Linked DNA regions of Mus musculus: all the other regions are linked to region 2. A link is a loop called in an ENCODE intact Hi-C map of the cell type or tissue named here. Cell type or tissue: left cerebral cortex. All regions are shown on one strand. Links, peaks and the distances in the headings refer to the core of each region. The heading gives the core; the rest is flanking DNA.

Region 1 (10,907 bases), core at 2,559-7,558, 53 kb before region 2:
ATTGCAACACATTTGGAACTAGCTATGTAGACCAGGCTGGCCTCAAATTCAGTTATTCTGCCTCTGAAGCACTTAGATTAAAGGTGTGAGTCACCTCTCCTGGCTGAATGTACAGTGCAGCAAGTTACGTTGTTTCCCATTGCATGGAAACAATGACTAGACTCTTTATCTAGCCAAGCTGAAACTCTGCTCTCTTTAAACAACCATACTGTTTCCCTTCTTCCAGTCTTTAGTAACTTCAGTTCTGTTTTCTTTGTACTGGGTATATATGTGTGTGCCTGTGTAGGCCAGAGGGGCTTTCGCCTTAACATTTGAGACAGGATTTCTTACTGGTTTGGAGCTTACTGACTAGCCACTGAGCCCTGGGGATCTTCCTGTCCCTGTCTCACCAGGACCTCGGATCCTCATGCTTGTGTAACATGTAACTTTCCTGATTGACCTTCCGCACCTCCCCATCCCCCCTACCCCTAGCTTTTGAGACAGAATCTCATGTGTCCCAGGTAGGCCCAGAACTCACTGTCCAGCCATGGACGATCTAGAATTCTTGATTCTCCTACCTCTCCCACCCACGTTGTAGGATTACAGGTGTGTATGTTCTCCTCCCAAATCCATTTTCTGTGTCTATGAGTTTGGTTAACAGAGATAGTTTGTATTAAGTGCACAATATTTGTCACATTGTGATTAGCTTATTTCATTTAGCATAGTCCTTTTTAATGTTTGTCCATGTTGTCCAAACATTGTAGTTCAAGAGGTTGACCCACAGGCTTGTGTGGGGAAGTCTAGTACTCCCCCTCTAAGCTACATTCGTAGCCCTCCCCTCCTGTTTTAAGACTGAATGCTACTCTGCGGTGTGTACAGTGCATTCATCTGTTTTGGGACACAGCTTGCTTCCCACTTTAGTTGCTGTGAATGATGTCTCCATGAGCAGGAATTACACACGTATATTTGAGACTCTGCTTTCAGTAGATTTGAATATATGCTTGACTTGTAGCTTTGTAGGGGAACATCTACAGAAACAAACAACTTGACTGGGTTGTTTTGTTGTTGTTGTTGGTTTTTTTTTTTTTTGTTTTTTTTTTTTTTTTTTTTTAATCAGCTAGTCAATGCTGCTGCTATAGTCTGCTGTGGAAGAATACATCTTTTAGTAGACATGACTAACCACCCTTCTCTGGTTGTTTCCAGACATTAGATATTACCTCACTTGTCCTATTTTTCAGTGAAACTTTATGTGATGAAGCTCACTGGGGTTAGCAAGTGGGTAGATCACAGAGTTAAATGTGATACAACCTCTGATTTCTGCTTAAATCCAACTGCTGTCTTTGTATTATTTTGAGTAAATAAAGAGAATAAAGATAAGTTATTGCAGTTTTTTTTTTTTTTAAATAAGTAGCTAACAGAATTTCCTAGCTTAAATTTCACTGATGAATTGGCAGGTTGTCAGGAACCATGTTGCAGGAGGGGTTGCTGCTGTAGTCCTGGAGGGAGATGTAGGTGTGTGGTCGTGCATCCATTGTGTTTCGACGATGTAAGTATGGCACTTGTATAATGTAGGGAGGTAACATACACTGGTGAGGTACAGTGGGTGAGAGGCTCACACGTACTTTCTGAAGGAAAACCTACCTGCTGCTTCAGATTGTTGCCCTAAGATTTGAGATATGCCCCCTTTCCAAGAAAACCCAGAAATAGCATTTTCTGAAGTCTTATTTTTTTTAAAAAAGGGACACATAATTTGAAAAATTTAAACATTTAGCTGTCTCCCCAAGTATGTTTGTAAGCTGCATTTTAAATTCTGATAGGTTTGATAGCTACAACCTAAAGATCATGATAATCCGAGAAATTGAACTGAGATTTTTATGAGGTAATTTCTCATGTGCCTCCATCTTATTTCCTAGTTAAGAAACCAGGACACTGGGCAGTGTTGGCATACGCCTTTAATCCCAGCACTTGGGAGGCAGAGGCAGGCGGATTTCTGAGTTTGAGGCCAGCCTGGTCTACAGATGAGTTCCAGGACAGCCAGGGCTACACAGAGAAACCCTGCCTCAAAAAGGAAAAAAAAAAAAAAAAAAAAAAAAAAGAAAGAAAAAAAAACCAGGACACTGAACAGCGATGACTTTCTGTGACCTCTCTGCTAAGTTCTTAGCATGTCACAAAACAAGCAGGAGGGCGATCATCCCAGCTCCTCTTGCTGGGAGTTGAACCGAGGGCCTCATGGACGACATTCCATAAGTGCTTGACCCCTGAGCTGACTCCCCCCGCTCTCATTGGCATTTCTTGTGTCATTTCTTTCCATGGGTTACATTTCTGTGGCACTTCCCCACGTACCATACCTTGTAATGTTATCTCCTGTGGACATCACACCTACAAATTATAGGTGGCTTCATCCAGTGAGAGAAAAAGCTGTGCTCCAAAGACGTTCACAGCTGAAGTTCACACAGCTGGCTGTGTGTCTGCAACAACTTCTCCAACAGCTGGAACACTTCTGGGACTAATAATTACATGGAAGCAGCAGGCACCATTGGAGTGGCCTCAGGCAGGCTGGGACATAAATGATATTGGTTCCTTTCTTAAAAACCTTTAGCATCATAGAAAAACAAAACAAAACAAAACAAAACGGCCCAATCAAAAATAGACTCCTTAAGAGGTGGGAGAGGAATGGTTAGGTGAGTAACTTGGAGAAAGCTGCAGAAGGTGTTTGTTTCTGGAGAAGTTGACATTTGTGATGGCTTTTATTTCTGTATTCTTTCTTCCTTTCTTTTTTTCTCTTTTTCCTTCCTTCCTTCCTTCCTCTCTTCCTTCCTCTCTTTCTGTCTCTCTCTCTCTCTCTCTCTCTCTCTCTCTCTCTCTCTCTCTCTTTCTTTCTTTCTTTCTTTCTTTCTCTCTTTCCTTCCCCTCCCTTCCCTTCTCTTTCCCTCTCTTCCTTCTTTTTATTCCATAGTGCTTTGTGAGCTCTTTGCTTTCTCCCATTGACGTTTACTCAGAATTCTAGCCTCTGTTCTAGGGTAGATGAGAGTGAGGGAAATGCACAGTTAGGTTTGCTGGTTGAAAGCAAGGCTCGAGAACTTTCCAACACTATTGTGTTATATAACAAGAGCACAGAAATAACTACCACAGCAAAGAGCATGATCCTGTAGGGATGTGTATCTTATTGATGTCTCCCCCGCCCCATTCTGGAGGGAAACACACATACAACTTGACCTTGAATGAAATTTTAATGGATTCTTTGCTAAATCTAAATCTAATAATAATAATAATAATAAAATAATAACAGAGAACAAACCTAGCAAAATATGCAAAACCTGTGATTAAAACAATTCAGTGCTTCTAAAGGAAACAGGGTTGGAATGCATTTTATCAGTTGCTTTATTTTTAGATATGCATGGCATTAAAGTAAAAAATAGATTTTTCTGGATGCCTGTAACATGTAGGATTAAAACCTTACCATGGCTAGAGATGTAGCTTGGTAGTAAAGTACTGCTTTGTGTAGTGCTGACCAAAATTCTCAAAAGATAATTGTGTTCATGGTTTTAGAGGGTTCACACCATGGCTACTTGATCCCATGTGCTTTAGAAAGGGAGCAGGTGACAGCGAAGTCTTCACCATGTGATGGACAGGAAGTGGCAGCGTGCCCAAAATTACTTTCTTCAGTTAGCCCCTACCTCTACACTTCCAGCCACTCCCCAAAATAGTGCCCTCCTATAATGATGACGTTTTCAACACCAAAGCCCCAGAAGGATTTTTCCTGTTCAAACCTCAGTACCCAGCATATACAAAGCCCTAGGTCTAATCTGTAGTATGGAAAACAAAACAAAACAAAACAAAACAAAACAAAAACCAATTTATTTTCTTCCCAGCTTTAATGACATAAAATATTTTATTTCTCGATCTCCAAAATATGAGGCTTTTAGTATTTTTGTTTGTTTGTTTGTTTGTTTATTTCTCGTTTAGGGAGAAACATCATCCTACCAACACATTAATGCATCCTACGATGGCTACTTTTGTCGCATAAGAACAAGAACATAATTACAGCCAGGATTTGTCTCTGACCTATACCAGTGTGTGATAATTATGATTGAACACTCAAGAGTGACAGGGATTTCTTCCTGAACCTGCCGAATGCTCTTTTAGGAGCACTAGGTTCTGTTGTGCAGTTTACCTTCTAGGTAACAGATGGCAGATATTGCTGGCTATTTCACTGTGACAAACAAGAGTTTGTCTTATGAGCCTTTCTAGTTCGCAGTCTTTGCTGTTTTGTTACTGGGAAACCCACTGCTCAGCTTGTGCCTCGTACTTTACATTCATGTACGTTTACCTTGCTTCTGGTACCCGATCCTATAATTGGGTGAGCTGAGGTACTGTCATGGACAGCATGGTAACTCAATACAGAGGGAAGCTTGCTTTTGTCTCCTCTCTTTCTCTTTAGTGCTTCTGACTTCTTTACAGCTGAGATAGGCAGGTGGCTTAGGGTGCATAGGCCTGGGGAGCACTGTCTGGGGAGCACTACTGAGGTCATCTGTTGCTCTGTGTCCCCTGACTTATGTTCCGGGCATCTGTGTGGTGGAAGCTGCCTGACTTCCACATGTGTTCCAGCCCGAGGGAAGGTTGCACCTGACCCTTCCTCTTGAGCCTTAGTCTGGTAACACCTCTACACAGAAAATTGGCACACTCTAGCTTATTGGGAAGCTGAATCTTTGTAACTAGAGAAGGAGAGATTCGATTTGGACAAGACTATGGTCTTGCAGTCTGCCACTGTTATGTGACAGCTCAGGACCTTAGTTTCTTTACCCCTAAAACATCATAACTTCACCTGCTTCAGAACGGTGTCTTGACGGTGAAGGAAAGGGAAATTGTACATAGCAATTATTTATAGATTTACCAAATAAATAACCTTAGTCAGTGTAGGCTTTTGGTTATGAAGGTATTTTTCTAATAGTAAAGATAACTTATTTTTGTAATCCAGTGAGCTTAATTGGGATTGCTTCCAGGAACAATTTTCTCTTTTTCTCTTTGTCTCTTTCTGCCTCTGTCTTTCTTTCTATCTCTGTCTCTCTGTCTGTGTCTCTCATTTAGAGAACTTGTAACCAATTCTCATTTTACTTCAGGAAAGTTAGACTATTTTAAGCAGTAAAAGACACTGAACTAAATCTGTGGAGGCTGTGGATATTATAAAATGATAACACAGGGTTTTCAAACAGTGTTATTTGTGGGACAACTTTTCAGAGCATTTCTTAGAATTTTTTTAAATGTAGACAAAACACAAGTAGGTTTTGGGGTAAGTAGTCCATTAGAGTAATTTAATTTCATTTGCAAAAATTTCTAGTTAGTTTTTTTTTTTTCTCTTTTAAAATGGGTCATTGCTGGAAGCAATTCCTTTATTTGGCAAGATATTCTTAGCATATGGATTTGCTGCACAACTGAAAATTCTAAAATGCCCATATCAATTTTAAGGTTGTTTCTTGGTGTTTGGCTGATGGATATAAGCTTTAAATTCCTTATCTAACTTAAGTTAAGGAAAACAAAGTTCAACCACACAGAGACGGAGAGAATGTGCTAATATTTTAAACTGCTTGGCTCTTGGTAGGAAAAGTGGTTGTGTTGTGGCTATTTGAGTGACCCATAACATGATGGAATATTTAAATCAATAAATACCAAAATGTTCTTGAATCATATCATTATTTTTCATAAAGAGACAACCTTAGTTTGGATTTTGGTTTCCTTATTATTTTTAGCCTCTCAGCTGTAAAATATGTTTGTTTGTTTTTTTCCTTTTGAGACTAGGTCTGTCGCTGTGGCCTAGGCTGGCCTGAAGTTTGTCATGTAGTTAAAGTTAATATTGAACTCCTGTTTCTGCCTTGACCTGCTGCATGCTGGGATTCCAGACATGTATTGTCATGCCCAGCTCATTGCTGTGTTTAAATCAATGTTGTTAGGGATAAAATGTGACTGGGGCTGATGGATTTTCACGAGTTTCATGAAACTGTATGTTAATATGGTTAACGCAGATCTTGTCTCCTTTGGAATTATGTTTTTTTTTAAAAAAATCAAGATGGGTTTGTGGGATGCTTGTTAAACATGCTGATGGCCTGAGTTCAATTCCCAGAAGCATGTGGAGGCAGAAAAAGAGAACCAACTTCAAAAAATTGTTCTCTGATGTCCATACGCATACATGCCATGGCCTGTGTGTACTGACACGTTTCATACACACACATGCACGCATGCACAATGAAGATGATGATAGACAAACATTATTTTTAAATGGGCAAAATGACCTTTAAGTGGATTTTGTTTGTTAATCCCTTTGTTTATGAGGAGAACATGAGAAAAGGGCCAGTGAGGTGGATCAGTGTGGTGGTTTGAATGAGATGTTTGCCATCATCTTGAGCATTGGAAAACTTGTTTCCCAGGTGGTAACTCTTTGGAGAGGCTTAGAAATTATAGCCTTGCTTGAGGAGTAGTTTACTGAGGGTGGGCCTAAAAGCATCCAAGTTCATCTCTCCTCTTGCTGTTTGACATTCAGAATGTGTGCTCTCAGCTGTTTCTCTTGCCATGTTTGCCTGCTGCTGCTATGCCTCCTCACCGTGATGGTGATAGACACATCTCTTGGGACCTGTGAGCTCTAAATACAGTTTATTCTATAAGTGGCCTTGGTCTTGTTTTTTATCTCAGCAACAGAAACTTAAGACAGTAGCTGGCACCATGGGCTTGGTGGTATTGCTGTGAGGTACCTGACTGTGGAAGTTAGGCCCAGGTTCTCCCTCCCAGTCCCATGCTCACAGAAATAAGACAATGAGTCAAAATATATTTACAAATACTATGGACATATCTAGGCTCTACTTTGACTAGATTATAACTAAAATAAGCCATTATTTTAACCTACATTTTGCCACATGGCTGGTTACCTGTGTTCAGGTACCATGTGTCCGTCCCCTCACATCTTTCTGGCAAATGTCCTGCCTGTCTCTATCCCAGAATTCTTTCTCTTCCCGGATGTCCCACCTCTTTTTCCTGCCTAAGCAATAGGCCATAGGCTTTTTAATTGACAGGCAATGCATCCATATGGTACACAAGATATTCTCTCTACACCTGACCATGTTGTTTTTGGAGGAATTTGTAAGATTTGGGAACTTGGGACTAGAAAATCAGTTGAATTCTGTAAGCCAGGCTTAGTAGGTCATCCTAGGATCCTGAAGGACAGAGCTCAAAGCACAGCCACTGGGCTTGAGCCCACTCCGATGATACTTTGGCAGAGTATCACTGCCTTTGCCAATGTGTTAGACTTACTTGAAGCTAAACTGAAAAGTAATGCAATAGTCTTTTGGGCAGGCATCAAAGTAACATAATATTGAATCTGTAGTGTGGCTATTATTAATGATTCTTATGCAGATCTACAATGAAAAGGAGCAACTGGGGAGAAAAGAAAAATAAAACATAGAGTTTGAAGAGGAAAAGAGCACCAGGAAACTTGGTGTGGCAGCTGAGGCTTGGGCCGTTGCGGCCACCAAGTTTACCATGAAGTCTTACTTTCTTAGAAGGCTGATGCCTGCCGTCACCTCCACCTGGTCTCATTGCAGTTCATCCAAAACAAAAACGAAAAACAAGAACAAACAAACAAAAACCAAAACCAAACCAGGGAAGGACCAGAATAGGGATGGTGAGAAACTTGAAACCCTCAAAGCTCTCTCCTGGTGAAGCATTTCTTCCAGCAGGGCCATGCCTTCTAAACTTCCTGCAACAGCCCTACCAGCTATTGACCAAATGCTCAAGTACCCAAGAATATGGGAGACATCTCATTAAAAGCAGCACATTGAGCAAAAAAAGGGCCCGGTGTCTTAATTAGGGTTTCATTGATGTGAAGAGACACCATGACCAGGCAGGTCTTAAAAGGGAGAACATTTAATTTGGACTGGCTTACAGGTGCAGAGGTTCAGTCCATTATCATCAATGAGGGAAGCATGGCAGCATCCAGACAGATGTGGTGCTAGAGGAGCTAAGAGTTCCGCATCTTGATTCAAAGGCAACCAGGAAGAGACTCTTGATTCCACACTGGGCAGAGCCTGAGCATAGGAGCCCTCAAAGCCCACCTACACAGAGATGAACTCCAACAAGGCCACACCTAGTAACAGTGCCACTCCCTATGGCCAAACATTTAAACACATGAGTCTTTGGGGCTAAATCTATCCAAACCACCACGCTCGGCAACATGAGTTTAATCTCAGGATCCACGTGGTGGAAGAAGAAAACTAATTCCCCCATGTTGTCTTGACCTCCACAGGCATTACACGGTACTGAGTCCTCTCTCTCTCTCTCTCTCTCTCTCTCTCTCTCTCTCTCTCACACACACACACACACACACACACACACACACAGTAAATAAATATGTAACAAAAAGGAAAAGAACATAGGGAAAACATAAGAACATGTGAAGTTAGAATTTTATTTTCTAAATGTAGCATCTCTAAAGCTTCGCTTGTTATATAAGAATCTTGCCTTGGTTTGCTATTTTTTGGACAAAATGTTGAAAGAAAATCTGTGTGCCATCTGCTTTGTCTTCATCAATTTTAGATTAAACCCCCCAATTTAGACCGAATTCTTACCAACCTGTAGCTTTTGGTATCCACCCCTGTCCCCCTGCAACCTCTGGAATAGCTCCTGGCTGGCTTTGTGGGTTAGGTTGAGGTAATCTTGAAACTTGGTAAGACAGGGTTAGGGCGACTACAGCCGCCAGCCTTGTAGTCAAGTTGGAATTGTTTGTGAACCTGTGGGCAGTGACTGCAATGGGCCAAATTGAGCTTGGAACTAGGGAGAAAATTCAAGGCACAGAAACAGAAATTACCACCAGCCTTTTCTTGGAAGGGTCTGGACCAGGCAAAATGTTACCACTTGGTTTTCAGTGTGTGGCACCTGTCACTACTCCACTCACCCAGGTTTCCCCCATGCCCTTTTGTATGTTTAAGTGTATTTTATTATGAGCTGTATAAATGTAGACCACTGAATGCACAGCTTAGAGCTTAACCATAATTACTACCAAGTTTCAAGAAGTTAAAACTAGATACAGGAACTGGTAGGATACAGGAATTGAAAACCACAAATATTGATATCATTAAATTTCTGCATTTAGACAATTAAATTAATCAGTTTAATCAACATAGTTATATTTATATCCTTAAATAACTACATTTGCATATTTTATTATTTTAACTTAAAATGTACATTTGTTTGTTTAAGAATGTGTCTGTCTGTCTGTCCATCTGTCTGTCTGTGGGTACTTGTATAGAGGTCATAAGACAGTCAAGTGAACCGTGTTTTTCCTTTACCCTGTGTGTACTGAGTTCAGGTTGTCAGGATTGAGCACTAGTGCCTCTACCCATCCCCTGAGCTCCCTCAGAACACAAATATTTATAGGAAAACTCAGACTAAGAGGAAATAAGCAAAAAGATAATATGGCTGTTTTAAATGAAGAAATTTCTCTCTTCTCTGAACTTGAAAGACTTCTATGAAAAGTTAGAAAGAAAAAGTTGTAAAAAAAAAAAAAAGTGAGTTCCAGGACAGCCAGGGCTATACAGAGAAACCCTGTCTCGAAAAACCAAACCAAAAAAAAAAAAAAAAAAAAAAGTTGTAGACCAACCAGGCACTAACAGTCCATCACTTAGTTTTCTCTCTATGTAAATATATTTTCTGAATATATAAAGCATGAATTGTAGGTATCTTGGAATGCTACTTCAGCTTTTATATTTTCCAAGGATAAAGACATTTTCCAATCATTCCTAATAGGTACAACTGTTGTACCTTAACCCAATTAACCATACTTTAGTAATATCATCACATATGTATTTTATGTTAAAATTATTCTGTAATACATTTTGTATTCAAGATGTATATAAGGTTATATATCACATTTATTCTCTTTTCTCTTAATGTCTTCTAAAATATTTGTATTTTACTTTTAAACTGATTAATTTTTATTGTGACTATTTATTGTATGAGGTGCTGTGTACCACAGGGCATTTCATATAAGTGTGTATTGTATGCTGGACATATTCCACCCAAACACCTTCTTTCTGGCCCCTCCTCTTTCCCACTGGCCTCCTTTGTTCCCTTAGATAATTTTGCTTTATGATGATCTGTGATAAGAGTTTAGACCAGTTGTAGAATATTCAAGGTTTGTTTACTTTTCCAGATTTTTCACATAAGCTGAGGGATTTTGGCAAGAAGGCAATGGAGTTAAAAAAAAAACACTTGCTGCATACCACCAGGAAGTGACCATGTTGTGTGACTGTGAGGTTGGGTGGAGACCCTGGCTTTCCAGAAGCCAATTTGTCTTTCCGTGGTTTGTAGGAGTCTTCAGAGTGAGCTTGAGGGAGCGTGAGTGTCCTGATCTCTCTGATCTTTCCAAGGTACTTTCAGCATTCACAGGTGATCCCTGCCTACACCACCATACTATGGCTTTCAGAGGATTATTTTCTAGTGCCATAGATGGCATTCTGTAAGAAGTTTTCTCATGCCCTTCCTCCTTTCTTAATATGGATTCATGAAGTTTATAGTTAAATGTGTTAGATTTGAATATCAATACCCTTTCAAGCCAGCTTTCATATATAACTCCTTCATTCTTTGAATACTTCCTTGCTTTCAGAAATAGCTTTTGTGTTTCTGACATAAAGTTCTTATGGTTCTCCAAATAATGAGGGTGATGGAGTCCCAACTGGTCACCTCTTGTCATCAAACAAAGCATCTAGCATGGGGACTAGGTTACATACAATTGAGATGTTGATCAAAGATGTCCCATTGAGATCCCCAAACAACCCCAGCTGTTGCCAACGCAATAGGTTGCTCTCCACACAGTGACAGCAAAGCCCCATGGCTGAAGAAGACACTCACACAACTCACTGAACATGGAGGGTAGAGGTGGTGCT
Region 2 (10,907 bases), core at 2,563-7,562:
TGTCACATGTTCTCTGAGTAATATCAAAAGGAGGAGATTGCCTTGTGGATAGATTATCCCATGAGGTTTTATTCTTGAGCAGTGCTTTGAATTATTATGGCAAGAAATTATGAGCCCTTAGCCTTCACAGTTGGTCCTCTCCGTAGTGTCTGGTGAGCTGCCATAGCCTGAGGTTTGGGGAGGCAAGACGAGGTGGGTGGTTGGCAATGCCTGGGAGTGTCCTAACTTAGGATAATTGTTTTACAGTCTATCCCAGCGCTGATTCGTCTATTGATGGCATAGTGTTTTCTATGTGTTCATTTTTACTTAAGTAAATTTATTACAGGACCATACTTATTGTAGGTAAGAGAGGCCAGCGGTAACAGCTGTTACAGAGAAAAGAGAAAGCAGCTAACTACACCTCAGTTAGATCCTGAGTATTACCAAATCTTTGTTTTCTTGTTAAAATGGGAAAGTTAGCAACTGTTGAAGATCTATTATTGACATCCTGTCATTAAACAGAGTTTATTTCAGTAGAATTATTGAAATACAACTCAGCCAGTTTTCCTCTTTATTTCTTTTTTCTTATCTTTTCTATTATCATCTTTAGTTATGATCTCAAGTATCCTAATCAGGAATGCTTTACTCATAATATGAGTGCCAAAGTGTGTGTATTTTCACTGTTGTATCGTCCCCAGGGCACTGGCTTGTCCAGATATCTGGACACCCTGGTGTCTCTCTGTGAGTGAGTCTACCAGATCAGGAGATGTTTTAGTTATTCTTCCTGTTGGGATAATAAAATATCTTGGCAAAATCTACTTAGGGGAGAGCAGAAGTGTTTCTCTGGGTTTATAGCTTTAGAGTTTAGCCCCTCGTGTCAAGGGGGTCCGAGGCAGGCGCTGAGGCAGGCTGTCATGGTGCATTTGTGGCCGAGGAGCAGGGCACTGGGAATGCAGCTGCTCGCCTTCACTTTGCCTCCTTATCCAGTCAAGTTCTGCCCAGGTAGGTAGATCTTCCCACTTCCATTAACCTAATTCTGATTGTTTAATCAGAACTTTCATAAACATGCCTAGAGGCTGGCTCTTTCATGATCCTGGGTCCTGTCAAGTTGACATTATTAGCTGTCATATTTGGTAGGTGAAAGTAACTGAGGAACAATTGGGACTTCTATAAGCTCTGAAACAGTTGGTGTCTGCCAGGTAATAAATGTGTCTTTGGCGGAGTTTAGTCCTTGGCTCCATTTCATTGTGACAGCTACCCAGTTGTAAATCTGTGAGGAATTAACTATATACATGGCTTAGCTGGTACTTGGTAAAGGACCCAGGCTCTGTGATGAACAGATTTTAATGACTTTACTCCTGTTGGATCCATGTAATTTAATTTTAGTCTGTTACCAAGCAACACATCCTGAATTTGGGGAAATACGGCCCCAAGGAGAGCTATAATTGTACAATTCTGGGTAGGTTTCTCTAAATCTAGGATAGATCACTGTTTCTTAAATAATACATGGAGGATCATTTTTTCTTTTTTTAAAATGTAAATTTCCAGTACAAAGGAGGTAGGAAAGTACTGTTACTATGAATTAGTAGAAAAAGAAAGTAAGAGCTCAGACAAAATAAATGCTCAAATCCTTTTTTTGCTAGAGTAAATGCACAGGTTACATTTCAATGTAATTAAGACCAAATGAAAACAAAAAGAAAAATTATGAAAAAGTCACAATTTAAGCTACTCCATGTATGTTCTTTGAGAGGATATGAAGAGACAGTAAGACTTGTTGCTGCATTCATGGTTTTGCTGACCTACACTTACACCCAAAACCATAATTTTTAACAAAATAGCAATCCCCTCTACTATAGCTTTCATGCATACTTTTCATATCAGCGTGTGAGCAGTTGAATTCTCCTGGCAGTCATGTCTTGCTTGTGAGCATAGTGAATGTTGTGCCGATGGTGACACATCTCATAGTGTATGATGTCATAGGGTATGATGTCATAGGGTATGATGTCATAGCGTATGATGTCTCTGTAGTAATGTTTTAGGTCTTGTTTTCCCATGACAGAGGCACTGCTCATGCAGACAGGTACTGGAAGCAGAAGAGATTCTTGAAGCTATTTCAGAAAGTTCTGGAGATTCCTTTTAAACTTTCATTCAAAATGAAGCTGTTATTCCTCAGAGTTCATCTTCCATCTATTCTTAGCCAATTTCAAAATTTGTATTTCTTTTGAAAAAGTCATTTCTTGATTTTACATATATATGTGTATATATACACACACACACACACACACACACACACACACACACACACACACATACATATGTATGTACTAAAATCCTATTTGCTTATGCTTAGTTTGAGGCTATCAGTTAAGCATCGTATGGTGTGGCTCATACCACATGTGCTCTTCTCCATTGTTAGTCTGTGACCTGTGCAGTGATCAAAAAACATAGGTAATAAGCTAGGATTGTCGGAGCAAATGAAAGGCATCTGGCTCCTTGCCCCCACTTTCCGGAGCAGTAGCAAGACTCTGGTCTGCAGGTCGCCTTGAGTTGACCTAATGTGGGTCATCATGACTCACTCTCTCCCTCTGCTCTGGACTGTTATTCTCTTTTCTGGGTCTGTCCAAATCCCTCACAGTTATACTGGGCCTCGCCAGACTTGAGGCTTCTCATTGTTTGCTTCTTTCTGCAGTTACATGTTTAGCTATATACTGCTTTGCATTGTGTTCATTGTATTCTAATTGTGGGAGTATTTTCTCACTAGTAGGAACCAAGGAGAATTGGGAGGTGGAATGTGCTGAGCATGCAATAAATAGTTTCTGACTTCTCTGTAGATCACTAGAAAATATTTGTCATTGCCACTATGACTGTGGTAAATCTGTGGTTCAAGACAGCAAAACTTATATACAAAATATAGGAGATTAGGAAACAGACCATCATTAGGACTAGAGAGACAGCTCAGTAGTTGGAAGCCCTTGATGCTCTCACACAGGACCTGGGTTCAATTCCCAGCACCTACATACTGGCTCAGAACCACTTTTTAACTACAGCTCCTGGGGATCGGCTCACTTCTTCTGACCCCCTTGGGCATCAGGAATTCATGTGGGTCATTTCTTTGAAGTCAATCATGCCTAAGGTATACAGATTTTTTTCCTCAGGAGAGAATAAAGTGCAATAGTGGAGTGGATTGTGCTGTGGTTTTCTTGGTTTGAAATCTCTTGTTAGGGGTACACTGGAAAAATCAAACCAGGTTATAGGCTTAGTTGTGAAGAGTCATCCTTTGTATCTTGCTAACTAATATGAAATACTAAAGGAGGAATGCGAAGGAGTATGGATCAAGCTTGCTCTATGCTTCCTCCAGTCCTAAAAACCTGGAGTATTCCATGTGAAAGGAGAAACGTCCAAATGTTTTACTTCTTTTAGATTTTTCAAGTCATTTTTAGTTATGTGTATGTTGCATGTCTGTTAGAGGTATGTGCACGTGCATGCAGGTACCCACAGGGGCCCGTGGAGTCAGCTCATGCTGGGGTTGGAGGTCTAGGTGGTTGTGAGCTGTCTGATTGGGTGCTAGGAACCAAGCTCTTCTGAAAGAGCAGCCTGTGCTCTTAACTGCTAAGTCTCTTCTACAACTGATTGACAGACAAACAAGGAAAACCCCGAATGTTTAGCTCTACAGGATGCCATTCCTATGTGTTGTTCTTCCATCATGCAGTTTTCCAGGTTTCACAGTGCCCACTTCTCACACAGGGCTGGCAAACAGTTTCATTAGTTGTTTTCATAAACTTTGTGATTAAAATATTTTGCGAGTGTATTTTATTCCCGTTGGGAGGGACAGTATTGAAAAGAGAATCCCTCAGGTTGCCTCTCTCGGGGTGTCATAACCCTTGTTGCCATGGTCGCGGAAGCTGAAGCTGACGCTTGTTCTGAGTGGTGCGTTTTCCCTTACCTTTCCTCAACTCCTCCTCCCCCAGTTCTCTTCTGACTCTCTAGAAACTTCTTTGTATTATCAGCCTTGCCTGCCTGCCTGCCTGTCTCTAATAGCCCTGCCTTGGACCACACAGTTTTCTAATGTGATACTAACATTGCAATAATCCAGTTATTGCCTTTGGGATCTCCCTTGTTCTGAAATACTCTTTCAGTTCTGTTTGTCTCTTCAGTCATGCCTAGCATGCAGGTATGCGCTTACTTGTTTAAGGCACCACGTGAGCCAGAATATGGCCCAGCTCTGCTTTGTTCCCAGAATGTGAGTGTGGTATCTGGGAGGCTCTGGTGTTTGCTGTGTGAATGGCATGAGCAGTGCAGGGGCTTAAGGGTGGAGTGTGGATTAATTTGCATCTCTGCCTGGCAACACATTGCTCAATCTTCATTCACAGTCATTTCTATTTTAATGATTCCAGAAACATAGATGAAAATACTGATTAATGTTTTCTTAAGTTTATTTATTATCTCTGTAATGCTTGTGGTTTTATGTTTAGTAATTTAGCATTCCAAGAATAATTTATTTACTGTGCACCATCATCATCATCATCGATTAAACACAAAGTCTAATTTCTATAGGCTTCCAAGAGAGGGAGGGAGGAGCCCTTAAAGTCATCCCTGCTAAACACTTGTGGGTAGGACTCGGAGAGGAAAACTACCAGGGCTAAATTAGTTTCATATTCCTAATTAAAACCAGTGCTGCACAATAATTAAGATTGTTTGTCCAGAAGCTCTTTTGGGTTTTTGATCATATAATACAAAAATAATAGTTGTTTAAAAAGTTTACTTATAATAATACTCATATTTGTGGAAAATAGATATAAAAACAAAAATGCTTTTTATTATTTTTGAGGGGTGGAAAGTATCTTTTTATTATGAAGTATAACAATTAATGCCATATATTAAAGGAAAAAAAAACCCCACAGTCTCATTGAAACCATTATTTATTTTCATGCATTTGAGCCAGAGGCTTATTTAAGCATTCCCTGATTTATTTTTGTCTTGAATTTGTTAGAAATATGCATTACAGGGTAGTAATTGTGGTTATTTTGAATGTTCAAGGTGGAATATTCAGAAGAAAAAATCCTGTAGGAATTAATGGAGTTCTCTTCAGGAATAAGGAAGGTAATAAGGGGGGTGGGAGGAGAGTGCCCACCCTTTATTTTGAAGGCTTCAGGGCCAGAGCAGCAGGCAGAGATACAAGACCAGAAGGCTGGGGGCATTCTGGCAGGATTTGTGCATCCTTACAAGTCTCCGTGGGAGGCTGGGATGAAGGAATTAAATCTGCCAAAGGACCAAAATACTGTTCTTTCTTATTATACCCCCACCTCCTCGTCCTACACAGAACTCTCTGCGAACACTGGAGCTTTTTATAGTCCAAGAACTTTGAAAGTCAGCCTTCCCAGCCCATGAGTTCCAGGGAGAATCCAGCAGCTTGCTTTTGCCAGCTCTGAAATCGTGATCTTGAAGAAAATGTTTAGTGGCTCATATTTTAGCTGAGGCCCAGGGTGGAAATACTCAGTTTGCTTGTCTTGAGTGTGCCTAGACATGCATGGACACGCACGAGCAGCCCCCGTTGATGATGGTTCTTTTCTCTCAGGTGCTGATGTGGTGAAGGGGTAGAAAGGCAGTTGGTAAAAGTAGGTCAAGAGAGTGAACTGGAAAAATGTAAAGTCCTACTGTGTATGCCTCTTTCCATGGTTCAGAAAGCCGCATTCTTTCAGAGCCCTTGCAGGGGGGTAAAAATACCTGCATAAACCGGCCCAGTTATTTACCCCATACATAAACTGTAGAAATAGCAAAAGCAAACACTACAACACAGTCGCCTATCACAGAGTTTCCTATGACAGTTTTAAAAAACAAAGCAGGCTTCCAGGGCTTATTGTTACCAAAAAGGCATGATTGCATCATAGGAGAAGATTGTCTGTACAAACTCTTCAGTGGACTGTTTTAAACCATCTGATGATGGGCCAAGAAACAGTGAGTTGACTTTCCCTACTAAGATAAAGGTCTTTCTCCTGTGGGAGGAACACTCCTCAGGGCCTTCTTTTCTAATTGTGAGTTTTTTGCTTAGGTGTAATGTTAACATGCAATTTGCAATTGGTTGTTTGGAATAAAATATACTCACTTGGCTCCTGTCGGCCGGCATAACAGTATCATTAATAGTGTCAGGGGCTGGTTCTTGCCCATGGGATGGGTTTCAAGTTGGGCCAGTGATTGGTTGGCCATTCCCTTAGAGTCTGCTTCACCTTTGTCCCTGCACATCTTGTAGGCAGACTACATTTTGGGTTGAAGGTTGAATGGTTGGTTGGTGTCCTTATCCCTCCACTGGGGATCCTTCCTGGCCACAGGAGGTGTCTACGTTAGGTTCCATATCTCCCACTACTAGGAATCTCAGCTAGAATCACCCCCCATAGACTCCCTGGAACTTCCCCCATCCCAGGTCTCTACCATTTCCTAGAGATGTCCCCCACACACAACGATTTCTGTGTCATCTGCCTCTTGAACCTGTTCCTCCCACTCTGTTCTCCTCCCCATCTCCTCTCCTACCCAGTTCTCTTCCTCCTTCCACCTCTGAAGATGACTTTATTTCTCTTTCTGAGTGAGATTCAAGCATCCTTCCTTGTGCCCTCCTTGTTACTTGGCTTCTTAGGATCTGTGGATTATAGTGTGGGTATCCAGTACTTTATGGCTAATATCCACTTATCAGTGAGTATGTACCGTGCATGTCCTTTTGGGACCTGGCTACTTCACTCAGGATGATATTTTCTAGGCCCATCTATTTGCCTGCAAATTTCACGATGTCCTTGTTTTAAATGGTTGAGTAAATAAACCACATTTTATTTATCTAGTCTTCAGTTGTTTCCAGTTTCTGGCTATTACAAATAAAGCTGCTATGAACATATTTGAGCACATGTCCTTGTGGTACGGTGGGACATCTTTTGGGTATAAGCCCAGGAGTGGTACAGAATAGTTATTCTTAAGGTAGAATTGTCCTCTGAGAGGCTCCACCTAGCAGTTGATGGAAACAGATGCAGAAACCCACAGTTAAATCTTAGCCGGACCTTGGGGAGTCTTGTGGAAGGGTTGGAGGAAGGATTGAGGGTCCTGAAGAGGATAGGGACTCCACAAGAAGACCAATAGAGTGAGCTAACCTGGATTCTTGGGGTTCCCAGAGACTGAACCACCAACCAAAGAGTGAGCATGGGCTAGACCTAGACCCCCCCCCCACATATGTAGCACATGTGCAGCTTGGTTTTCATATGGGTCCCCCAATACCTGGAGCAGGGAATGGGGCTCTCCCTGACTCTGTTGCCTGCTTGCAGATCCTGTTCCCTTAATTGGACTGCCTTGTTTGTGTCAGTAGTAGAGGATGTGCCTAGTCTTGCAGTGACTTGATGTACCAGGGTCCATTGATATTCAGCACCCACCCCCCTTCTCAATGGAGAAAGGGAAAAGGAGGAAGGAGGAAGGGCTGTGTCTGTTGGGGGAACCAGAAGAAGGGCTGTGATCAGATATAAAGTGAATAAATTAATAAAAAGAAAATTTACAAATAAAAATGCACACTTTCCTACTAGGATCATATGCTAATCCAGAACTCTAGATTTAAAATCAGAAGGTATTGTGTTTTCCAAGTCAGGCATTCTCAATCTTGTTACTGTTGATATGCCTTATGCTTTCTATTGCTGTGATAAAACACACTGGCCAAAAGCAACTTGAGCAGGAAAGAGGTTATTCCATTTATGTATAGAGTACAAATTCTAGAAGCAGTTCCAAAATTCCTTTTATTTCTGGAATAAAGTCTTCTTTGTCATGCTAAATCGTTCTTTGAAATATTTTCTAATATTGTATTTAAAAGTCTTTTGCACCTGGGCTCAACCATTGAGCTTGGCATGTAAAATGTTTCTCAAATAACTCATCCATGTGCCAGCAGCTGATGCTGGCAGAATGTGAGCTACTTTTAGGTGGTATTCAGATAAGTACTTATAAAATTGCATTAGTTAGGTAATTAATTTAATTTGGCAAGTAACATAGATTTTCCAATTACAATAGTGATATAAATTTATCTTTTAGTGCTTGAGGGGTGGTTCCACTGTAAAGACATTAGTTACAAATTTATCTCTTAGTGTGGTCAATTTAAGTAAACATTAAATAATGTTTATAGAAATATAGACAGAGGCACACACACAGAGACACACAACACAGACACACACAGAGAGACACACATAGAGAGGCACACACACACACACACACACACACACACACACACGGACACACATAATCAAGTGTCTGGTCACACACACACACACACACACACACACACACACACACACACGGACACACGGACACGGACACACATAATCAAGTGTCTGGTGATAGTAGCATTCCTTAAGTTGATACCCACATGACTGAGTCATGGAGATCATCTGTCTGTAAAGCAGGTGTATCAAGCAGGGGGGACAAGCCTAGGATGCAGAGCTCTGTGCCTTATCTCGTTATCTTTCCCACAAGATGCTCAGATACTGTGTGCCTCATCAGCATTCAGAATCTTTCCATGTAGTGGTTGTCCATCCTCTGACTTTCCATTCAGGGTTGTGTGGTCTTTCGAGGATTGGTGGAATTCATCTGTAAAACTATTTAAAATTTTTGGAGAATTTCTGGTTTTTAAAGATGCTTTTCTAAATTCTTTCAAATGTATTGGTCTATGCAATATTTTTAACTTTGAGGTTCTTTTTTTATTAAAAAATTAAGTTGTAATGGCATATACACACAAATAATGACTTTAAAGTTATTTTAAGTTTGTTTGTTATTGTTGTTGTTAGTGAGTGTGTGTGTGTCTATTGGGTGACACAGTGCATGTGGAGGTCAGAAGATAACTTCAGAAGTTTTTTTTTTTCTCTTTCTAGGGTGACATCTAAACTCAGATGTGTATGGCAAGTGTAGTCACTTGCTGCACCATCTAGTTGACCCTGAAAGTTCATTTTTAAACTATAAAGTGTGGTTATTGTTATGCTATTACTGTTATTTTGAGTTAGTCATTAAAAGCCTGTTTAAAACACTATGGAGTCATGGCTGACCATTCTTTCTGTAGATTCCTATGACCATCTGGAGGCGCAGCCCACCAGCAGGAAACTCAGGAGTGGGGCTACCGTAACTATAGTTTTCCAGACTCATGTAGAACTGTGGTGTGTTCTGGGCTTTCTGGCTTTATGCTTCTCAGGAACTTGCATACCCTTTGTGAGTTCAGGGTTTAATTTTGTATTTTTTTTTTTGAATAAAAATTGTAGATAGTGGGGCTGGTGAGATGGCTCAGTGGTTTGGGGTGATTATTCTTCATGCAGAAGACCCAAATTTGGTTTCCAGCACCCACAGTGCGTGATTCACAAGCACTTGTGTGATGTGTATGTGAGTGTATGTGGAAGTCAGAGGACAACTTTCAAAAGTCTCTTCTCTCTTTCCAGGGATGTCAAGGGATCTGGCATCCATATACACGTGTAGTCGAAAATAAAATCATTAAAAAAAACTGTGGCTAGTAATAATAATTGGTAAAGTTGAAGAGTAAATGAGGTGAATGTAAAATATAGCAAGCAATTTCAGAAACAAACATTTGTACATATAAAATTAATAACAATAGAGTAGCCGGACATGGTGGCGCACACCTTTAATCCCAGCACTCGGGAGGCAGAGGCAGGCGGATTTCTGAGTTCGAGGACAGCCTGGTCTACAAAGTGAGTTCCAGGACAGCCAGGGCTATACAGAGAAACCCTGTCTTGAAAACAAAACAAAACAAAACAAACAAACAAACAAACAAACAAAACAAAACAAAACAAACCACCACCACCAACAACAAAAAACCAGTAGAGCAAAACTGTGCTGAGTGTGTGTTTTGTGTTTGTGTTGTTTTCCTTCTGAGATTGAGAACTGCACTCGAGTCTTTTTTTTTTTTAATTAGATATTTTCTTTATATACATTTCAAATGCTATCCCGAAATTTCCCTATACTTTCCCCCAACCCTGCTCTCCTACCCACCCACTCCCACTTCATAGCCCTGGTGTTCCCCTGTACTGAGGCATATAAAGTTTGCAATATCAAGGGGCCTCTCTTCTCAGTGATGGCCGACTAGGCTGTCTTCTCCTACATATGCAGCTAGAGACAGGAGCTCTGGGGGTACTGGTCAGGTCATATTGTTGTTCCACCTATAGGGTTGCAGACCCTTGGGTACTTTCCCTTGGGTACTTTCTCTAGCTCCTCCATTGGGGGCCCTGTGTTCCATCCAATAGATGACTGTGAGCATCCACTTATGTATTTGCCAGGCACTGCATAGCCTCACAGGAGACAGTTATATCAGGGTCCTTTCAGCACAATCTTGCTGGCATATGCAATAGTGTCTGGGTTTGGTGGCTGATGGATGTCAAGTCTCTCCCAGTTTTCCTGATCATTTTCTCTAGCAGATTCTTCTGGGCTATGACCTTTGCTACGACAGAAACCCACTACACCTGTTAACAGAATATTGACTTTTCTCTTTCCTAGCTTTTTCAGCTGTTGGCCCTCTGTGTGGAAGAGACGTGAGGATGGACTGGTGAAAGGCCACCTGATAGCAGTGGACAGGAGGTCTTCTCTTCTTCCTGATTATCTTTCTACTCATTGTTTGGCTGATAGTAAAGCATCCAATCTGCCACTGTACTTTCTCGGCCCATTTCTGCTCTCAGAGTTGAGGTAGAAACACCTCCTTTCTGACCTCTTTAGTCTTTTCTGTCCACATAGTGTCACAGGGACTCCATAGAGCCAAAGGAGTGTGTTCACCTAGAACTTGGTCCTGCGTTCTTGAATACATCTAGATGCTTCAGGTACATGATTCTCCTGATACAAACCTCCAGGCCTGCAGATGCTATTTGCTTGAGTGTATTCATAGGATTTTGCCTGAGGCTAGCCTGGGAAGCAGTGTGTTCCTT
Region 3 (10,907 bases), core at 2,525-7,524, 60 kb after region 2:
TTAGCCTGTGGGTATAAGTCATTAGGAGTTGGTTTAATCCTGTGCTCAGTTAGCAGAATAGTTGTGGTTTTCACCTATGATCTGTGATATTTCTAGCCATTGGTTCTTGTCCCCAAATGGTGTTAGACATAAATTTCATCTGTGGAGCAGGACTTCCTTAAATCCATTCAGAAAGTGGTTGGTCACTCCCATAATGGTGGTGTCAGTGTTGCGCCAGTAGACATGTCTTGTCTTGCCAGTGCTTTGCTATACAATTGCTAACCAATGCTCTTGGATATGTGGCAGAAGGCTACATATCCAATTATTGTAGCTCACATACATGCGTCATAGAGCATGGAGAAATCAAGTTGATGCTGACCTAGGAGGCGTACACATAGTGCTGGCTTTTATAGTGCTGGAAGGTACCATGCATTCTACCAGAGGAGAAAAGTAATTGTCAGTCAGTTTTAAACCCCATGAGCTACAAAAAATTTTCCCTAAATGGCATGTAAATACCAAGTATGTTAATTCACAATCTGTCTGTTATGTATAGGGCAGAGGATGTAGGTAAGTAGTATGTATTCATGACAGCTTTTATTTGGTATCTAGTATAAATGAAAGAAAGGGAGAGAGAGAGAGAGAAAGAGAGAGAGAGAGAGAGAGAGAGAGAGAGAGAGAGAGAGATATTGAGAGAGATTATGCCATAGCTGAAATCTAGAACTTAATTCCTAATTTTTTTCTTTTTTTTCTGTTTTTCAGATAGGACCTTATACTATAGCACAGGCTACACTAGAACTTCAGGCAATCCTCCTGCTTCTGTCTTTTGAGTGCTAGGATTAAAGGTATATGGGTATCTACCATATATGTTTTCCAATATACTCCTTTAAAGCCCATTGCTCTCTTCTTTGGAGTCCATTGATATATGACATAAAAAATTATTTATTTATTATGCCTGTATGGTTACTTTTGAGCTATAATACTAATTCCAGTGTGATTACAATAATTTACAAATTACTTGTATTAGTCAGGATAGGATTCTCTACAGGAGCAAAACTGATAGAATGAATATAGATAATATGGATTTAGTTCTATATAGATATGTGTATCTATATCAGTAGATATAGATACAGAATTTATTAGACTGGCTTACAGCTGCTACGGTCCAGCTAGTCCAAAAATGACTATCTTCCAATGGAAGATAAGAATCTAGTAGTTGCTTAGTTAGTCCTTGAGGCTAGATGTCTCAGCTGGTCTTTGGTACATACCTGAATAAAGAAATAGGCTCTAATGCCAATGAAGAAATGGACTTGCCAGTGAGAGTGAGAGCAAGCTACCTTCTTCTGTGTTCTTTATATAGGCTGCCAGCAGAAGGTGTGGTCCAGATTAGTGGTTGATCTTCCTATCTCAAAAGATCTGAACTAAAAGGGTCTTTATACTTCAAATGATTTTATTAAGAAAAAGATTCTTCATGGTTATACCCAGTTAGTTAGTACCAGATGCAGTCAAGTTGACAACCAAGAATAGCCATCACATTACCCAGATAAAATTCAGGTTGAAATGAATCCTAAACCATCACTTTGTAAAACCCTAACAAGCTTTCAGAGACAACTCGGGAATGAAGAGTGTGTATGTCTCAGAACGAGGCTTGCAGCTAGTGGCCAGGTAACATGCCAGCACACTTGGCACAAGTGTGAATCACAGTCTAGTAGGTCTGCAAAATAAGGGGTTTGGGGTCATCGGAGATTGTAAGTGTAAGAGCTGGAAAACAACGAGTTGAGCAATATTTAGGATAATGGTTGTAAAGTACATCACACCTCTTTTCACATAGTTCCTGTGACCCTGTTCTGTCCCTGTGTCCATTTTCAGCTTACCAGACTCTGCTGCCTGGTTTGTTGTTGTTGCTTCATCTTCTCAATCAGGGAGGACAATTTACACTTTCTTCAGTTGATGTGATCCATAACCACCAATAGCCATTTGCTTTAAATCCTTTTTCCTCTCTGAACTCTTTCCTGTGATTTGGATTCTTGCTGTCCACTGCTCTCATCAATGTGCCTCTCAATACATTTCCTGTATCTTCTCCCTCCGAGTACCTGGCGGCAGAGCATCTTGGATGATTATGTTTTTAGAGTGAAAATCCTTTCTTGATAGCATATTTTGAGCTGCCAGGTTAGGCTTTATGAAGGCTGGGGAAAGATGGCTCCTAAGCAGGTACGAGCTAGCCCCAGGAGAGCACTTCACAACTCATTTACAGATGTAGTTAACATGGTCTCCTGCATTATCAATATCAGAGAATAGGGAGGGTCACTTGAAATTGATCAGCTGGTATATTTGGGGCATATAGTTGTGGGGAAGAGAAGCACTAGCCATTTAGCCTACTTTTGTGGTTTCTGAAATGTGTTTTTACAAGATACTATGTTAGTAAGCCAATTTAGAGGTTATGGGATTAGGTTTGAACAAAGATTGGTAGTTATATATTTGGACAGCCCATGAAAGCAAATTTGTTGAAGGAGTGTACATAGTAGATGTTCAGTAAGTATTGGCTACATAATTGATCTAAGGAAAGAGCCAGAGAAAGAAGAAGCAAACACCCCATTATATCCATTGGGAAGGAACAAGGTTGAATAAAATAAAAACTTGCAAACTTTCTTTTTTAGTCATGTCTTTTTGAGTCGATAGTCAACCAGAATGAGCAACAGGTTGTCTGGGACTGCTGGGCAGCCTGTTTGAGTTTAATACAGACACAGGGCTTTGTGAAGAAAGCTAATTAATGTTATCATAACAATGTAAACAACAAAAGAGATTCCCTAAAGAAAGATTAGGCTCAAAGACAGAAATAATAGTTTCTCCACCTGAAATACAACCCAAAATTATTGATGGGGACATGGTCTATCTTGTCTTGGGACTGAACCATCTTTGTCTTGGGCACATGCTTATTATTATTTTTAACAATTCATCTTATTTTGTAGAACTAAAAAGACATTCAGTTCAGTTTTATTTTAACTGTTTGAACTTTAGTTCCTAATTAAGGCCAACGACTGCTTCGTAGATTGTTCTAGATCAACGTTAAGCAATGGTTGCTGCCTTTAATAAACACTGCTGAATTTGGAAGGCAATTACATTAGCCAAAATCTTATTTTTATAACTTGAGATTCTAAAAAGCAATTCAAAATCAACCCCTTAGCATTTCCCAAAATATTCCAATCCATCTGTTTTTTAAAAAAATTATTGCCAGATTCTTTAATGTGTTAGTAAGAAATAAAACCTGCCTACTCTTACATCTGCGCTTGGGGTGTTCTTTTTCTATTGAGAAGTCCATCAAGCCACCTTCTCTGGAGCATTTGAGGATATAGGCAAATCCATTGCAACCCCTACTCCAGTAAGTGCTTTACAAAGATGTTGCCAAGTCCTATTTGAGGGTCATAATGTTCTTTCCTAAACTGTGCATGGGGAAATTGTCAAGGTACTAATCCTGGGTCCTTACAGGTCTCAGCATTGCCAGTGAGGTTAATTAGAGAGTTATGTTTTTGCCTCTTGTTTTTAATCACTGGACATTATATCTCAAGATTTCCTTTTGCTGTTTCTCTTTCTTGACTGGTTGTTTTGCAATAGGAAGATGACTGAATGTCAAAGCTTAGTCACCCAAATCCTGTCATTTGATATTCCTGCTTAGGGTTTGGTAGACTCTTCATGGTTATTAGTAAACTAGAAGAAAACATTGTGCATAGATTAGCATCTAACTCCTAACATTACTATGGGGCTTGGCCCTCCATGGGAGTTCAGAGGTAAAGACAGTAAAGGCCTCCACAATGACAGTTATAGCAAGGCAATGGCAGCTGGTGACAGAATGGCAGCCATTTTCCTTCTGTTTCATGTTGAAAGGTCCAGAATGAAATTGGAATCAGTTTAGATGCTAATGGGCTCTGAAGTGGGAAGCAATTGAAATGCACCCTCTTCAAAAATATTAGAAAATGGGTTTGGAAAACTTAGACATGGGTTTAAAGGTTAAAAAGTAAAGGGCACGGCTTCATGGGAAGCAGGGAGAGAGGAGGAAGGGGGAAGAAAGAGGAGGTGTGGGAGGAGGAAGAGGCGGATGGGGAGGAGGGGGAAGAGGAAGGGAAGTGGCACAGAAACTTCAGTTCCTTTGTGTGAAATTTCTGCACCACACAACTTTTCTTTCCTGGCTCCAAGAGAAGCCCCAGTGATGAATGTTGCCCTCTGCATTGGCTGCCTCTTTGGATTTTCAGAGGAGGGGGAAACCACACCACATATCCATTCCCACTCAAAGTACTGCTGGGTGAGGAAGACCTCATGGCAGAACTCATAGAACAAAGAGACGAGGGAGTTGAGTTAATTATCTCAGGAATAGTTTCACTTTATGGTATAAAATAGAATATTATATAAGCGGGTTTAAAACAGTGATGAAAAATAGCACTCTCCACAATTACTACCATTTTAGTCAGAATGCAAACTGATGCCAGGCTACATTAGTATTTTGAAAAAGCCCTGCCTCATAGTTCTGAACTTTTATTTTTATTAAATTTTCTCTTTGCAGTTGCAGTTTTTATTTTCCTTTATGGCAGGGAGAGAGTTGGTAGTGGGTGGTGTTCAGCCTGACTTGCATGACAAATCTACTTTGGATCTTTTTCAAACTTTTCCCAAACATTCCAGGCACTAAGTGCCCCCTCCCATCCGCCTCCCTTTCCTTCTCTTCCCTTCCCCTCTCTTCCCCTCTCTCTCTTTTCCCTCCTTCCCTCCTGCTCCCACCTCTCTCTCACACACACAAAGTAACAGAGAGACAGAGATACATATAAATACAGGAATAAAACCTAAAAACCAAATACAAACTCCTCAGCCAACTACAGTGACGATTCTGATTGGTAGTACAATGCATGTAGTAATAATTACTTCTGCTTTTCCTCTCTCTCTAATCTCATGAGAAGAGGTGAAATGCCCTCTCTTTCCCCACGGGACTCATAGTAAGATCACAAGTGACTATTAAGGGAGATATCACTGGGATACTGCATGCCCCATGATTAACTGCAGCCAACACTCTAGGTCCATTTTCTATGGGCTATGTGACCTGGGAAAAAGTCACCCACTCGTCCATCACTGAGAACATTTGAGCACATGTGGATTTGGCTAGACTGTCTGGAGGTCCTTCATCCTAAAGTTCTGTGTAAAAGCAAAAGGATAGTACACCATCGTGACTTGACATGGTCAAAGTTTTATAGCATCAGGGTGGAGGCAGATATATCAAGCATCTCTCTGAGGCACATCAGCAAAGTGACATTCAGAACTTTATAGTATAATTTCATTCTCTATCTACGTGGTGGCCACTATGAGTGCTGATTGTTTGTTTTTTAATATTTCTAACTTTTTAGGCTTAATTCAGTTTTTTTTTTCTTCTTCTTTGCTTAGAGCTTGGTCCAGGGATGTGATTTCTAGAAATCAATCTCTATGGATCAGTAAACCTATTACTGGAGAATCTCCTGGCTCCTCCAACTACATACCCACATGCTTAGCAGGTGTGTTAGTACACTAAAGAACAGAAGAAGCCAGGCTGTTTAAATGCCCAGCATCTTTGTTCAGAGCATCGCCACTGTTCTGTGGACTGGTTTTCTTGTTACACCTTAGCTGGTACATTTCCTTTATTTGACATTCTGGATCATCTATAGACAAGGGGATCTAGTGCTTCTTAGCCCTGCTCTTTCTTATAAAGAGGGCATGCCCCATGAGAGGAGTAAACAGGAACAGTGGCTGCTAATATTTGGGGATACTTTTACACATGCTGGAGTATGGTTTCTTCCATTTGCAGACCGCAGTGGTCCCTGGGTAGCCTGTCATCATCAACCAGACCTCTGACTACAGAGGCCCCCAGGGAGTAGTTCTCAGTCTGAGGGTCTCGACCACTCTGAGGTGTTGCATATTAAGATATCCTGTGTATCAGATATTTACATTACAATTCATAACCGCAGCAAAATTACAGATGTGAAGTAGCAATGAAAATAATTTTATGTTTGGGGTCACCACAACATGAGGAACTGTATTAAGGGGTCGCAGCCTTAGGAAGGTTGAGAACCAACTACTCTAGAGGCTTTCCCCACCTTTCTGTGTAAGATGGATGGTCAGTCATGACTGCCAGTGTGCCATTTGCAATGTGTTTTTGGAAGACTGTGTGCCCAAGACAAAGACAAATCGGTGGTATGGTTATGTGGTTGTTTCCTCATTGGGAGAAGGTAGGCTGATGATAGGAGGTGACTATGTAAACGCACAGCATAGGGTCTGGCTCACTTTAGCAGGCTAGTAAAAGACAGTTTTATTTTGATTTATAATTTTCCCCACAGATGTACAGCCTTCTTTCATGTATTTTGTTAGGATTTATAAAAGATCCACGAGATTTGATTTAGCATAGAGTTTTAATACAGTGTACTTTCTGTTGTTCAATATAAAACAATATTTAAATATTTTATGGCTGTAGTACCCAGATTTCGGGAATTAGCAATTGGAGGCCTGATTCATATGTAGAAATTCATCCTCCTTCTCAGGGCTTGCATACAGGCCATGGGCTGTGAAAAATGGGGTCTTCTGAAACATACATTTTTATTTTAGTAATAAAATTGAGGAATATAAAGTACTAGGCCATAATACCAGCTTTTCAGGAGGCTAAGGCAGGAGGAGTTTGGCTGCATTAGTAAAACCATCAATGCTGGATAGTGTGGTGCATATATAGTTGAGTCTGGCATGTGTGAAACTCTGGGGCCAGTCCTCAGTATTGGAGGGTGGGCACCAAGGCTAGCTCTTCATAAACTTAAAGGGTTCAGTGTTTTTGTTGTAAACGGTGGTCTTTTTTTCCATTATTTATATATTTATTGAACAGAAATAATTGTTGGTCATTTGACACCATTCATCAATATCTTTAGTGTTTCTTTTGCCTTGAAAGTTTATTTGTGGAGTAGATTTTTAAAGTGTTAATTCTTGGCATACTGAGTGTTTGAAATTACAATGGTCTTAGCTTGGTGTAGTGGCATATACCTATAATACTAGCACTTGGGAGGCAGAGGCAAGAGATTTCAGGCTCAAGTCCAGCCAAGAAACACATCTATTTTCAGTTTTCAATGAGAGACAGTTTTTGTTGCCATAAAAAGAAATGATGTGGTCTTTATTAAAAGTATACATTAAGTTTGGTTAATAAAGATCATTTCTACATAGAATACTCAGAACTTTCCCCCAAAAGAATGCCCTAATTTAAAAACAGTACAGTTTGAATCTAAAGAAACTTAAGAAAAACATATAGAAAAATTGTCTCTGGTATAATGATTTACAGTTTTATAGTTTGAAACACTCAGTGCTTTTTTCACATTAACTCATGGGGAGATTTATGGTCACTGCTTTAGTCTCTATTATTTTGGAAATTTAGTGCAATTATCAAAAAGATAAACCAGTAAGATAATAGATATCACCTTTATTTGTAAGTGATGATTGACTAATAGATGTGATGAGGCTCAGAACTGAAGATAGTCGTAAGATTAAGCACAGGTGCAGTAATAATCAAAGAAAATACAAACGAGCCACTCCCCCATTATTTTTAACCTTTTGGTGAACACCATCTGGTTTAATGAGAGTACATGTTTGTTGAGAGCTATTGTATGTGGTGCTACATCAACTCACTTAATTCTGATAATAACCATATCAGGCAGGTGCAATGATACCATCCCTGTTTTATGAAATCTGTGAGCAGTCGAGGGAGGCAATGGAGCTGAGTTACAGTAAAACTTGGATTTGAAGCTGGCTATGGAATCCTACTTCCAGAACCACAGTTTGTCCACTAACTTGTCTCTAAACACGGGAAAATACCCAGTACTGTTAAATGGCATTAGGAAGAAAATACCCACTTTTTACATGCCCTGTGCTTTCTTCAATGGCCATGAGTTGGTGATTCCAATTCTTTTTTATTTAAGAAAACTATTTATTTACTTCTAATATCTTTATTTATACTCTGGCAACTCCCTATATATGTACAACATACTTTGATCACCTCTAACATAAATACTCCTCTTCTCTTAGATTCCCCCAAGAACACTGCCGTCCAGTGGCCATCAGCTGCTGATAGCTTCTTGGCTAAGGGTGGAGCAGCCTTCCAGGCTGGAATGTTGATTGCTTTGATCTGGTGCAGGTGACATCATGAGTGCAGTGGGGCATACAATGTCTAGAGACAGCATCATAGCACTTCTCCCCATCCCTGAGCTCTTCCATCCCCTCTGACCATATGAAATGTTCTCTGAGCCTTGTAGAAGGTGTTAGTTGATGCAAATGTCTCATTTAGAACTGAGTACTCAACAGGTACGTACACTTAGCACACTGAACAGTTGTAAGTCTCTGCATTAACTACTTCCCATTGCAAAAAGAAGTTTTTCTAACCAGTGCCGAGAGCAGCATTGATCTATGGGTAAAAATGTAAATATTTAGAAAGCAGATACAACATTCCATTTAGTGAAGCAACATTACATTTCCTTCTAAGGCCTGCAAGCTCCCAAACCTTGGGCTTCTGATGAGGTTTAGAGTACCAGGTACAAATTCTCCCCTTGAATCCCATAGAAAGTGGTTGACTAACCTCGCAGCAGCCATGACACTACTGCACCAGTCGATACCTCTATGTTGGTACTATATCTCACAGGGGCCAGTGTTGGGTAAGTCCACTGATGATTGTTCTTCTCTGTTGACTACCTGTAAGCACTAAAGCTAGCCAGAGGGAGGAAGTTCCCAGTCTGTTCTAGCTTGATTTCTACATAGTCTAAAGCCAAAGTGTGTTTGGGTCTCATTATCTAGCTAAGGTAGGAAGCCAAGAGCAATAATTTGTAGGGAGGTATCACACACACAGCACTGAGATTTTCATTTAATAGTCTTCTTGGGAAAGTGTTATCTATGTATATAAAGTATGTCCCAACCTTTTAAAAGCTCTATTTTAAAATTAAGTTTCACATAGGGCCTTTCCATACATCCTTAGTTTTTATTTGTTAAACTATGACACCCCAACACCACACTACCTCTACTCGACTTTTTTGCCCTCAGCAAATGCCAAAATGAAAGTATGAGGTTGCATTTGTACTAATAACCTAACTGACCGTCTTGAGGGAATTACATTTGCTATACCAATGACTACTTAAAAGGATGTTACAGTGTATTGTTTGTTAATATGAATGTGTGTATTACACTTGTGTAAAAAAAAAAATAGGCTCTAAAGCAGTTCAGCTTTGTAGTGTGATCTCATCTTATCTATACATAAATAGCTATGCATGTATTTCTAGACCAGACTGCTGTAGGTTATCATGTCTGGGAACTGACCTTAAGGATTTTTCATTTCTTTTTCTATTTTTTAACATATTTTTACAGTGTGTATGTGTTATTTTTAAGACTGGCAAAGCATCCTACAAAGGTACTTCTTCTCCCTGTCTCACCACTCACTTTGTGATACATTTAGGTCGTCACGTTTTGATATGGTTTGGCTATGGAATTTGAGAAGAAGCTCCATGCCATGATAGTGTTTTTAAAGTTCAGACTTACAGGACTTATTATTCCCTCCTCAGAAACTAATCCAGAAACTGAGATGTGCTGTCATTGGGCCGGCTTGCTCTGAACTGCAGGTCTCCTCTGTAGTTGGTCTCAGATCCTAATCTAAACATGACTCTGTGTACAAAAATAGAACTAAAGCAGATGATATTATATATGTACCTCAGTCAACAAGTGTCATCCATAATTAGGGGTGTAGTCAATCAGAATGCTTCTCCTGGGCTTTTCTCTGGGCCTGGGTTGAAATGCATGATGTAGACCTCTCATCCCCCTGTGCAGCTCAATATGGATTTGGAGTCTACTGATACCAACATGTTTGGTGAGTTTGTTTTCTATTAGAGATTTGACACATTGACTTAAAAATGGTTTATTTGGCTGTATCCTTTGAAAGTCTCCTTGAGAAGTTAATTATTCATCTGACAGATTTTTAATATCACTCTAGTCTGACAACTTAAATTACTGTGGTGTTTATGATAAGAGTTATTACTGATTTCCTACAGAAACCTCTAAGCCTGGATGATACAGCGCTTTGAATAACAAAGGATTATTATTATTTCTGCATATAAAAGACATCAGTACAAATAAGTCTCCAGTTGCTAATTCCCAAGATCAGGGTGCTATAGTCACAAAATACTGAAATATTGGTTTATATTAAACAACAGAAAGGACACTGTGTATTAAAACTCTATGTTAAGTCAAATATTCTGGTACATCTTTTGCAAATCCCAGTGAACTACATGATCATAGAAACGTGATGTTTGGGCCCCACTCCGTGATCTGTATGATGATCTGTAGATGTGGGTTGGAGGCTAGATGGCAGTAGTATACCATACTGTCTGTTGTCATGTCTAGGTGAAGATACCTTCCATGAATATTTTCTTTGTCCTCAGCCTAATTCCCAGGGGGAAATGTTCCCTATACCTATTTTAAGCTCACTATTTCCTCTAGTTTTCTTCCATGCCCTTCTCTGGCTGAGCACCATATTTTGAAAGTCAACTCTATTCCCATCCTTCTTGGCATGAGAGACAGACCTTAGTTTCTTAGTTTATGGCAGGCTGTCTTAGTCATTGTTTTATTGCAATAAAGACACCATGTTTCCAGCAACTTTTTAAAGGAGAAAACATTTAACTGGGAGCTTGATTACAGTTTCAGAGGCCAGTGACTTACTTCCTCCAACAAGGCAATACCTCCTAATCCTTCTAATCCTATCAAATAGTTCTACTTCTGGTGACTAAGCATTTAAATATATGAGTATATAGGGGCTATTCTTATTCAAGCTATTGTATTCTACTCCCTGGCTTCTAAAGACTTATAGCCACATCACAATGCAAAATGCATTTAGTCTAATTTCAAAAGTCCCC

What was found. A loop is a pair of places that touch in the nucleus more often than their neighbours do. Peaks named below come from ENCODE experiments on the same cell type or tissue, not always from the same donor. Only the 100,000 strongest peaks of a DNase experiment are listed, where the experiment ranks them.
Region 1: a loop joins it to region 2, with 2.4 times the contacts of the local background. A loop is called at or near these places in 3 of 42 quality-filtered maps.
Region 3: a loop joins it to region 2, with 4 times the contacts of the local background. A loop is called at or near these places in 4 of 42 quality-filtered maps.

Annotation. Positions count from the first base shown.
Region 1 is chr1:54,166,031-54,176,937 of GRCm38, reverse strand. All of the region lies in intron 1 of Hecw2 (HECT, C2 and WW domain containing E3 ubiquitin protein ligase 2), which reads left to right. Among named protein-coding and RNA genes, the nearest start is that of Hecw2, 24 kb to the left of the region's middle. In left cerebral cortex, for the core only: no CTCF peak of the experiment used is centred there; no DNase peak of the experiment used is centred there; H3K27ac peaks cover 610 bases.
Region 2 is chr1:54,113,148-54,124,054 of GRCm38, reverse strand. The region is part of intron 1 of Hecw2 (HECT, C2 and WW domain containing E3 ubiquitin protein ligase 2); the gene reads left to right. Among named protein-coding and RNA genes, the nearest start is that of Hecw2, 76 kb to the left of the region's middle. In left cerebral cortex, for the core only: no CTCF peak of the experiment used is centred there; DNase peaks (open chromatin) are centred at 3,938, 4,196 and 5,315; H3K27ac peaks cover 1,645 bases.
Region 3 is chr1:54,053,609-54,064,515 of GRCm38, reverse strand. All of the region lies in intron 1 of Hecw2 (HECT, C2 and WW domain containing E3 ubiquitin protein ligase 2), which reads left to right. Among named protein-coding and RNA genes, the nearest start is that of Hecw2, 140 kb to the left of the region's middle. In left cerebral cortex, for the core only: no CTCF peak of the experiment used is centred there; DNase peaks (open chromatin) are centred at 3,281 and 4,535; H3K27ac peaks cover 1,559 bases.